Linked DNA regions of Homo sapiens: region 2 is linked to region 1. Evidence: chromatin loops called from intact Hi-C (ENCODE). Cell type or tissue: prostate gland. All regions are shown on one strand. Links, peaks and the distances in the headings refer to the core of each region. The heading gives the core; the rest is flanking DNA. Region 1 overlaps SETBP1 (SET binding protein 1). Region 2 overlaps SETBP1 (SET binding protein 1).

Evidence for each region. A loop is a pair of places that touch in the nucleus more often than their neighbours do. Peaks named below come from ENCODE experiments on the same cell type or tissue, not always from the same donor. Only the 100,000 strongest peaks of a DNase experiment are listed, where the experiment ranks them.
Region 2: it touches region 1 in a loop (1.8-fold over the local background); 2 of 110 quality-filtered maps call a loop at or near these places.

What each region holds. Positions count from the first base shown.
Region 1 is chr18:45,012,031-45,016,426 of GRCh38, reverse strand. The region is part of intron 4 of SETBP1 (SET binding protein 1); the gene reads right to left. Among named protein-coding and RNA genes, the nearest start is that of MIR4319, 44 kb to the right of the region's middle. In prostate gland, for the core only: a CTCF peak has its summit at 2,087; no DNase peak of the experiment used is centred there; H3K27ac peaks cover 1,623 bases.
Region 2 is chr18:45,062,427-45,066,822 of GRCh38, reverse strand. It overlaps SETBP1 (SET binding protein 1), which reads right to left. Exons shown (of 6, transcript NM_015559.3): 6 at 1-3,744. The coding sequence ends at 3,125. Among named protein-coding and RNA genes, the nearest start is that of MIR4319, 94 kb to the right of the region's middle. In prostate gland, for the core only: no CTCF peak of the experiment used is centred there; no DNase peak of the experiment used is centred there.

The DNA.
Region 1 (4,396 bases), core at 106-4,105:
GGCTGAAGGGGTCCACACTCTCCCCCACCACTTTCTCTATGGGCTGGGTCCTGACCTTGGTGTCACTTTAGGGCATGGGCTCTGCTCTCTTCCCTGGGTTTCTCAGTTGCACCCTGGCTTAGCCCGCCCTGCTGTTCTCCTAGACGCTGTGGCTGCCATCCTGCTTTCTAATGGCAGCTGCAGAAATTACATTCAATCATGAGTTTTCCTAAAATAGTGTATAAGGGAAAACCTCCCCCACCCTCACCAGCCCCGTTCATATGAAATTCGGCAACAGCTCAAACTAATTGTTTGCCTCTAGAAAGCAAAATAAAGTAGCTGGTCAGCTCTATCATGTACGGGCTGTATTTTCTTTTGTTGTTTGTTTTCTTTCAGTGATGCTAGGGTGGATTGTCTGTTTAGGAAGGAACCTCCTTGTGGGTGGAGGCTGCATGTAGGACTTTTGGCCTCAGTTTTCTGAAGTGTAAAATGGTAATACTTCTTCTCATATGGTAATTATGAGGACTGAATACATGTGACATCTTGTAAGAGCATGTAACTCAAGAACAGAATATCCCCATGACTAAATGTCAAATCTCTTATCCTTCTCTCTGTAAAAGAAATGATTTATGGGCATATGTATGTCATACTTATGATCTATTTTTCTCTGTTCACCCCAAGATAGTTTCTATAACACAATTTTGCCACTGACTCCCTCCCTCATTGCCTTTTATCACACATGTGCTTGTTGGTGTGAAACATTGATAAAGGTAGATGCACAGGCATAAAGTGTAATCCAATATTCTTCTCTTACTTCTCACAAACACGTTTGTGAGATGTTTAGACATCTCTAAAAACCCTCTGACCTTCTGCCAGTTTTATCAGGCTTGGGGCATGAGTGGATGTTTGGAGGCATGCTGAGGGTCACCCGAGAAAGGCAGGTGCATGTCTGTTGTATTTTAAGGCCCTGCGAAAGGTTAAGTGTGCTTCTAAGCACCTTATACCTATTCACTGTAGTTAGGTTCTTAGGTGAAGATTTCATGGTGATGGAGGTAAAGGTAGATCAAGACCTAGGCAGCAGTTGCCAATCCATAGATCTGGCAGAGGGGGCAGGTTTCTGAATTGGGGCCAAAATGTGAGATGGCCTGACACACCTCACCTGGTGGAACAACCCATCTTGCCCAGACCCCTAGAGTAGAGAGTGGAAATACGACTTTTGAGAAGTTGATTTTATTCTAGTACCTTGATACCTACTCCATCTCATTGTTGAGGCTCCCCCTCTTCTGCTCTGGCCAGGTTTGGGGTCATTCCTTTCTACTCACTGTGCCTTGGACCCCGAAAAATCTAGGGCAAGTTGATCTAGCTCCAAGAACATCCTCCCCAAGCCCTGGCATGCTCGCCACTGATCAGGAATCCCCTGATGTGGAGGCAGAGAGTCCGGAGCAGGCACCCCACTGGCTGTTTGAAGCATGCATTCCAGTTCCTGAAACTCTTTATCTCACACACTGTGCTGGTAATAGGTATAGCCAAGACTTCAATTGCAGGTACATCATGCTAAGGCACTCTCTAAGACCTTTTCATGTATTATTTAATTATTAATTATTATTTATTTAAATATCATTTAATACAACAAGTCTATTTGTTGGAGCATTATATTCATTCTCATTTTATGGAGGAGGAAACTGAGGCACAGAGAAGGTAAGTGATTCACCCTTTATTACCACAACTAGTAGGTGGTAGGGTCAGATTTTGAATGCATGCAACCTGGCTACAAAGTCTTAACCACTAAACAATGCCATACGGTCCTTGTTTCTTGACCCTGTCAAGAATCAGACATTGAGTTCCCTCGATGTTTTTGTTTCCTGAGTGTGTGCCAGGAGGAAATTCAGCAAGCCGTCCCTAGGCCAGAGCACTTTCCCAGTTAAACAACAGCATATTTATTAATTTATTCCATTCTACATGAACCTGTCTCTGGCTGTATGGGCTTAAATTGAAATGCGCTGCCCTGATCCAACAGCAGGAGGATGTAATCTGAATTATTTCTCCCTTGCTGGGGAATGTGCCCTGAGTCACCAGCACAGATTCCTCCTCCTTTGCTTCTTTCCTGCAGGGTGGCAGGTCAGAGCTAGAGGAAGTCTGTGGCCCACAAACTAAACCAGTCCTAACTAGATGGCCTGGGCTGAAACCGATTCCTCTGATCTCCACCTCCTTGCTATGGACAAGCTTTCCCTATGAAGCTCAGCTGTTTCTTAATGGATGGGCACAGGCTGTTTTACTACCTCCCTCAGCCTACATTCTGGCTGCTGATTGTACAGCAGGCACTGGCTTTCCACAGCCCTCCCACCTTGGAGAATTTGAGTCCCAATGCTCAATGATTCATTTTGCTGTACTGTCTCAGAATTCAGAATTTTTTTTTTTCTGCCGAACATCCTTTGCTTATTGAATGAAAGAGTGAATGGATTATTGAATTAAGGCAGAACCTGAGAAGAAACCAAGTTGTTTAAACACATCTGTGTATTCCCAAGTGTCTTGGACACCACATGCCTTTTCCTGAAAGTAAATTTAAAAACACAGCAGAAAGAAACATGGTGGGTGAGTTTTGTCTGTCAACCACAACCGTCAGAGCTTCAGACTTCATGTCAGGATTGGGGATGCCTGGGAACTGACACAGGGCACAGCCGCTCAGTGGCTGCTGCTCAGAAACAGTCAGGGCTGGGTGTGGTGGCTTATGCCTGTAATCCCAGGACTTTGGGAGGCCAAGGCAGGCGGATCATGAGGTCAGGAGTTCGAGACCAGTCTGGCCAATATGGTGAAACCCCATCTCTACTAAAAATACAAAAGTTAGTCGGGCATGGTGGCAGGCACCTGTAGTCCCAGCTACTTGGGAGGCTGAGGCAGGAGTATTGCTTGAACCCGGGAGGCAGAAGTTGCGATGAGCCCAGGTCACACCACTGCACTCCAGCCTGGGTGACAGAGCAAGACTCTGTCTCAAAAAACAAAAAACAAAAAAAAAGAAAGAAAGAAAGAAAGAAAGAGTCAGAAACAGTCAGATATAATCCTAAATGGTCTGTGTCTGTGTCTAAATGGACTCCAGCTCTACAAACAGGCCTTTGTTTGTTTGAGAGCAAATTCCCACTGGGCTGAGGCAACCGGATTTTCCTAGCATCCTTCGTGGTGTGTTATCAAAGGTAGAGCAGGTAGGCAGGGTGGGGCCAAGGAGGTGAGCTCTGGGTCCCCCCATGTTATCTCAGCCTCCAGGAATGGCAGGAGGCTGCAGGGCCTGGGGCTGGCACAGACTCAGCATCCTGCTCTCTACTGTGCAGACACCACGGGGCTCAACCTGGAGTTTGTGTGAGGTGGTTGTGAGCTTGACAAAGCCATCACCTTGCCTTTCCTAAGTACTGACTCTACTCCTGTCGCCTTCCAGGACTGCAGTGCCAAGTGTATTATGCATGTATTTTAAAACATTTGACTAAATCTAGGAGTTACAAAGTATAGCTTTATGACATGGCTATACTCTGTAATGGTGAAGTCTGGGCTTTTAGTGGTAATTTTTCATCCCTCGTCCCTCTCCCACTCACCCACCCTTTCAAGTCCTCAATGTCTATCAGTCCACAATCTATGTCCATGTGTACATATTATTTAGCTCTTGTTTATCATAGAGAACAGGCAGTATTTGACTTTCTGATTCTGAGTTACTTCATTTAAGATAATGGCTGGTAGTTCCATCCATTTTGCTGCAAAAGACATGATTTTATTTTTTTTATGGCTGAGTAGTATTCCATTGTATGTGTGCATATATACCACATTTTCTTTTACTTCCTGTATTTTATGATGCTTTGACAAATCCTGCTGATCCTGGAGAGATGGCTCCTCCCAGGGCTAGTGAATTCCTAGAGCTAGCAAAGGACTCCCTTGAGAATGCATCTTTCACATGCAAAAGAACCAATCCAGAGCCCACATCTACCAACCAGTTCCTTTATGAGGCTCTCACAGGATGAGTCACTATTCCCCACACTCACACCACCCCAGGGCAAGGTACCAGACAACTGGGGGCAATCTCTACACCCTGGAGGCCCCTGAAATTATTCCGACTAGCCAATCCGAAATCTGCCTCCCCAGCCTCCCCGATTCCATCCCATGATAACCACAATACAGGTTTTTGTCCCCACTTTCCCTTCATCCTTTTGCCTCTTGATTGACCTAGTTCTTCCCCCAGTGGCCCTGCCTGGTGTGCCATGCCTCCTGTTCCCAGGAATACTGTGAGTATAAAAAACTCTTCCTTCATGACGGTCATTCCATAGTGCATCTCTTACCATATATGATTCAAACAAATCCTGACTGCATTGTATCACACCAGGATTCTGTCTGTCTCTCTTCAACTCCCCTGGGTCAAGCCTGGAGAATTATGAAGAAG
Region 2 (4,396 bases), core at 196-4,195, 50 kb before region 1:
GGTCTGCATCTGCTTACTGAAGGCAGGTAATCCAGAAAACAAAAGAAAAAGAAATAAAAATCAAGGGGTTTCTCTTATAATGAAATATTTTGTGAAGCTGTATGTGGAGCACCATGCATCCCAAAAGACCTCTTCTCAAAAAAAAAAAAAAAATGCAGCCCCCAGAAGGCAGTGTTGGGGGGCCAGAGACCTCCACGATCAGGGTTGGGAGAGCTGGGTTTTCTTCCTAGCTCTGCAACCGTCTGTAAGCTGCATTGGCCCACGGCTGAGCTGAGTTTGGACAGGTGGGGAGAGGCTAAAGGAATTGGGGGTAGTTAGAGAATAAGAAAATGGTTGTACTGATGAGATGAGTTAGGTTAATGAAAAGCAGAAGAAAAAAATAATGTGATACTGAGGGAGGAACTGGGTGGTGGAGAGAGGAAGCTGAGTAGGTGACTGAACTTGCTTCCACCTCCAAGCAGCTGTTTAGCATGCCTCAGCTTTGGTCCTCTGCAGTATTCCAATCTATTCCTAGGGTCATACAAGTAGAGGATTCGAATTTAACTCACATGACCACTATAGACCAGAATTCACGTGTAAGTTGCAACTCTGCTGTTAAATCTCCTGAAATATCTTTCAGAGCTTTGGAAATTCTAATGTACCCCAAAGCTTTTTTGGAATTTCTCACCTACTAGAGGTTAATGTCAAGTAAACTTTGGGTCCTTATTAAAGAAGTTTGCAGAGTGCCAGCTCATCTTCCTCTGCAAGAAGATTGAGTCTGCTTATAGACGTGGTTGGAGAGATAGTACAACACAGGAAGGAAGAAGGGCAAACGAAAGAAAAAAGGAAATGATTTCAAAACCCAGTAAGAAGAGAAACCTCTTTATGGCTGAATTGGAATGAAAACGTTGCTGTTTTATAGCAATGGTGGGGTGAGAGGGACTAATTTAAACCTTCCTCTCAGGTGACTTTGGAACCACTCAGATAGGGCTTGGGAATGACGAATTAAAAATGGCTGCTTTGATTTTGCTGTTCAACTTGCGTGAAATGCCAAAGGTCAACCAAGGTCACAAACTGAGTATCTAGGATATAAGCTTTAAAGTAGAGGGGAATGCAGTCCTTTAAACTTACATATTGCTAGGATTAAATGCGATTGAACTAGTGGGCAGCAAATGATGTGAAGTCCATGGTGACAGAGCACAGGAGTATGACTACGTGGGTAATTTCAACCAACTCTTGGTGCCATAACGCAGCAGTAATGTTTGCAAGCATATTAACTTGGAATTTAAAAATTTACTCACATAGATACCCCATCACTTATTCTTTTATGTTGCCAACAAAAATCCATCTCTCTCTAAGGAAGTAATATTGTGTTCCGAAATGATAATACAATTTCCAGCTGGTCCCAACTTCCTGTAAAGAAACTTAATTTGGAGGTAAACCAGATATTCTAATTCCCATTAGAAAATTTAATTCTCTCTCTCAGTGTCTCTTTCTATAATCTACCATGCCAGGTGTTTGATGTCTTGGGGAAGGTAAGAGGGAGTGAGGGAGGAAATTGAAAATACTTATTTGAAATTTCCACAATCTGACTTTTAGAAAACATCTACGGAAATGGAATTCTTCATATTCATTCTGAGCCTGCTTAACATATTTTATTTGGGCTGTGGAAATGGATAATAGAGATGGAGTATCTGTCCACGCTAAACCAATGGCTAGAGTACAACTTGGATGAGAAATGTACAGCTGAAATTGACCATTTAAAAGACGATTTGTCACACACAGTTTGCATCCATGCAGACTGATAGATTTATAATTACATTATGTACAATAATGTTTTAGTTTATTAAGGCAACCACAATTTGGATACTTTGTCCAAGGTGGCTTGATAAAATTGAAGTGGTGATACCCTTTGAGCATTTTATTTATTTATTTTTCCAGATAAGAACACTTACTCCCATTTGCTTTTAAGAAATAATTATCAAGGGATAATGGACTTCTATTGTGTTTTTGTTTCCTTTTTTTTTTTTTTTTTGAACAACCTATGACAATTATTTGAATGAAAAAGATCAGGTACCAAGGCATTGCTAGACACTTGTCTTTCTGGTGGGTCTGGGGTTTCAGTTTTTGGTGGTTTGTCAGTTACTCTATTTGCTGTGGGGTATTTAAACCATTTTATTCTGCCTATGCTCTGCTGACATGTTTTAAGTATAAAAATAGCCTGGTTGACATCTGGGTCAACATATCCTTGGCTGCTCTGCATCACTTATTAAAAAGGTTTTATCAATACTGAGTATGTTTCACAACGATTGGGATTCAAACCCAGGTTCTTGGAACAGCATGCCAAGGGTGAACTTTACAGCACAGGTTAAGGATTACTTTATTTAAATGTGTACCAAGAAAAAAAAAAGGCAGCAAGTAAGTTAATGAAAAGATATATGGAAGTACAATGGGCAAAGGAAAAATAGGAATAGACAATGCTAAAAATCAGTGTATGTGCAATAGAAGAGGCACACAGAACATGAATGCGGGTCTGAGGTCGCCTATCACTAGAATTCCACCTTCTGATCACACAATTCCATCGAGAAACTGTACGGTTAAGGGAAAGATTCAGGTCACCTGAAGATGACGTTGGTACCCCAAAGCTTAGCAGAGCTTGAAAATCAAAAGAAATAAAAACCAATTAAATGGAACGGGTTACAGCAATGCCAGTTGAGCAATTTGCAGCTTTTCTCCCCTTGGAATGTTTCCTAATTGAGGGTGTTTCCCTTTCGATTTTCCTGGCCAGCAAATGAAATCGGGAGTCGAGGGCGCACCTTGGCAGCGTGAGGTCAGGAGAGTGCCACCAGCCTGCTCCTCCTGGGGGCCTTCCGCTCGCCTGCGGAGGATCCAGCCGTACTGAAGCGCCGCGTGGTGGGAGCTGCGGTGAAGCTCAGACAAGCTTCTTCTGAAGGTGTCTCCCTGCTTTGCTTTCCCAAGAGCTCCTGATGGCTCAGCCCCGTCGTCTGGCCGGATTCTGCCTGCCCGGCTTCTGGAGAGAAGGGCGTGGGTGTCCCTGCAGCGGGGGATTCCGCCCCCGCCCCGGCTCACTGCGCTTCCCACGTGTCAGTTCCCTAGGCCCCAGGTGCAGACGCCCAGACCCGCCCTAGGGAAGGACCTCGCTCTCACTCCCTCGGGACTTCCTCTGCCTTTTGGCTTTCACCTCCTCTTCCTGGGGAAGGGGCTGCTGCGGGGGCGACTGCTGTGGGGGCTGAGCGGGGGCCTGCGGTTTGTGTTTCCTCTTTCCGCCTCGGGGGGTCTTGGGTAGAGGGGGTGGCGGGGGCAGGGGTGGTGGCGGCGGTGGCGGCAGGGGCGGCGGCGGTGGCGGGGGCAGGGGCGGCGCCTCCCGGGCCATGTGGATGACCGCCTCGATGGTGGCCATGATGGTGTCTTGGCTGGCGGCGGGCTCCAGCACCAGCGGGCTCAGGCTGGGCTTCTGGCCTCTTTTGCTGGGCAGGTCGATGCATTTTTCCAGCACCGGCATTTGGTCTCTGGAGTCCTCATCGAACTGGGTGGGCTGCTTCCTGGGACGCCCGCGCCTCTTCTTCACGAAGTTGTTGCCTGTTTTTGATTGTCTCTGCAGCCGCTTGGCCTTCAGGATCTTGTTCACGTGGTCCAGGTTCTTCTTGGTGGACAGGATCTTGGTGTAGTTGCACATCTTCCGCACTTCGCACTGGATGGCTTCGATCTCCCGCCGCTTGAACCTCTTCTTCAGGGAGGAGCCGACTGCGGGAGGGGAAGAGATAAGAAATTGAGCACAGGATGCAAGGTGCCTTCAACTCAGCCTCTTCACTGACAGCTAGCATTCTACTTGGCTATAAAGATTATAGAGAATTAATGCTATGGGTATGTCTCCGTGCCCAAGATGCATTATTCCTTTTTCTTTATTAAAATAAAAACAAACATTTCTCAAATATTCACTGTGCATGCAAAGTACTTCTATTGACATGATTTCAGTCCTCCCAACAATTATGTGAAATATTGTTGCTTCCGTTGTAAAGATGTGGAAACTGAGGCTCATACTGTGGAGGTAAACTGGCCTAGAGCCGTGGGACTCAATGGCAGAATCACAATATAAATCTTCCCATTATTTCTCTTATTATATAGGTAATTTTGTATTCACCTTTTTGACATTTGATCCGATTCAATTTAGCAAAGGATTAGACTTTCTCTTTTTGTAGGTGTTAGATGAATAAAAAGGCACGTGGGCCTCCATATCAAGCAGATGTACTATCGATCTCATAGAAGAGATGCCTTGGCCTGATCAAGGATAAGAATATGTAACTGAACCATTTTATTCCTAACCCTTCTCCACTGACACAAGGAGGCTTATTTCCTGGAGCACTCTAGTTATCATGGCATCATCTCGCTGTGCTTT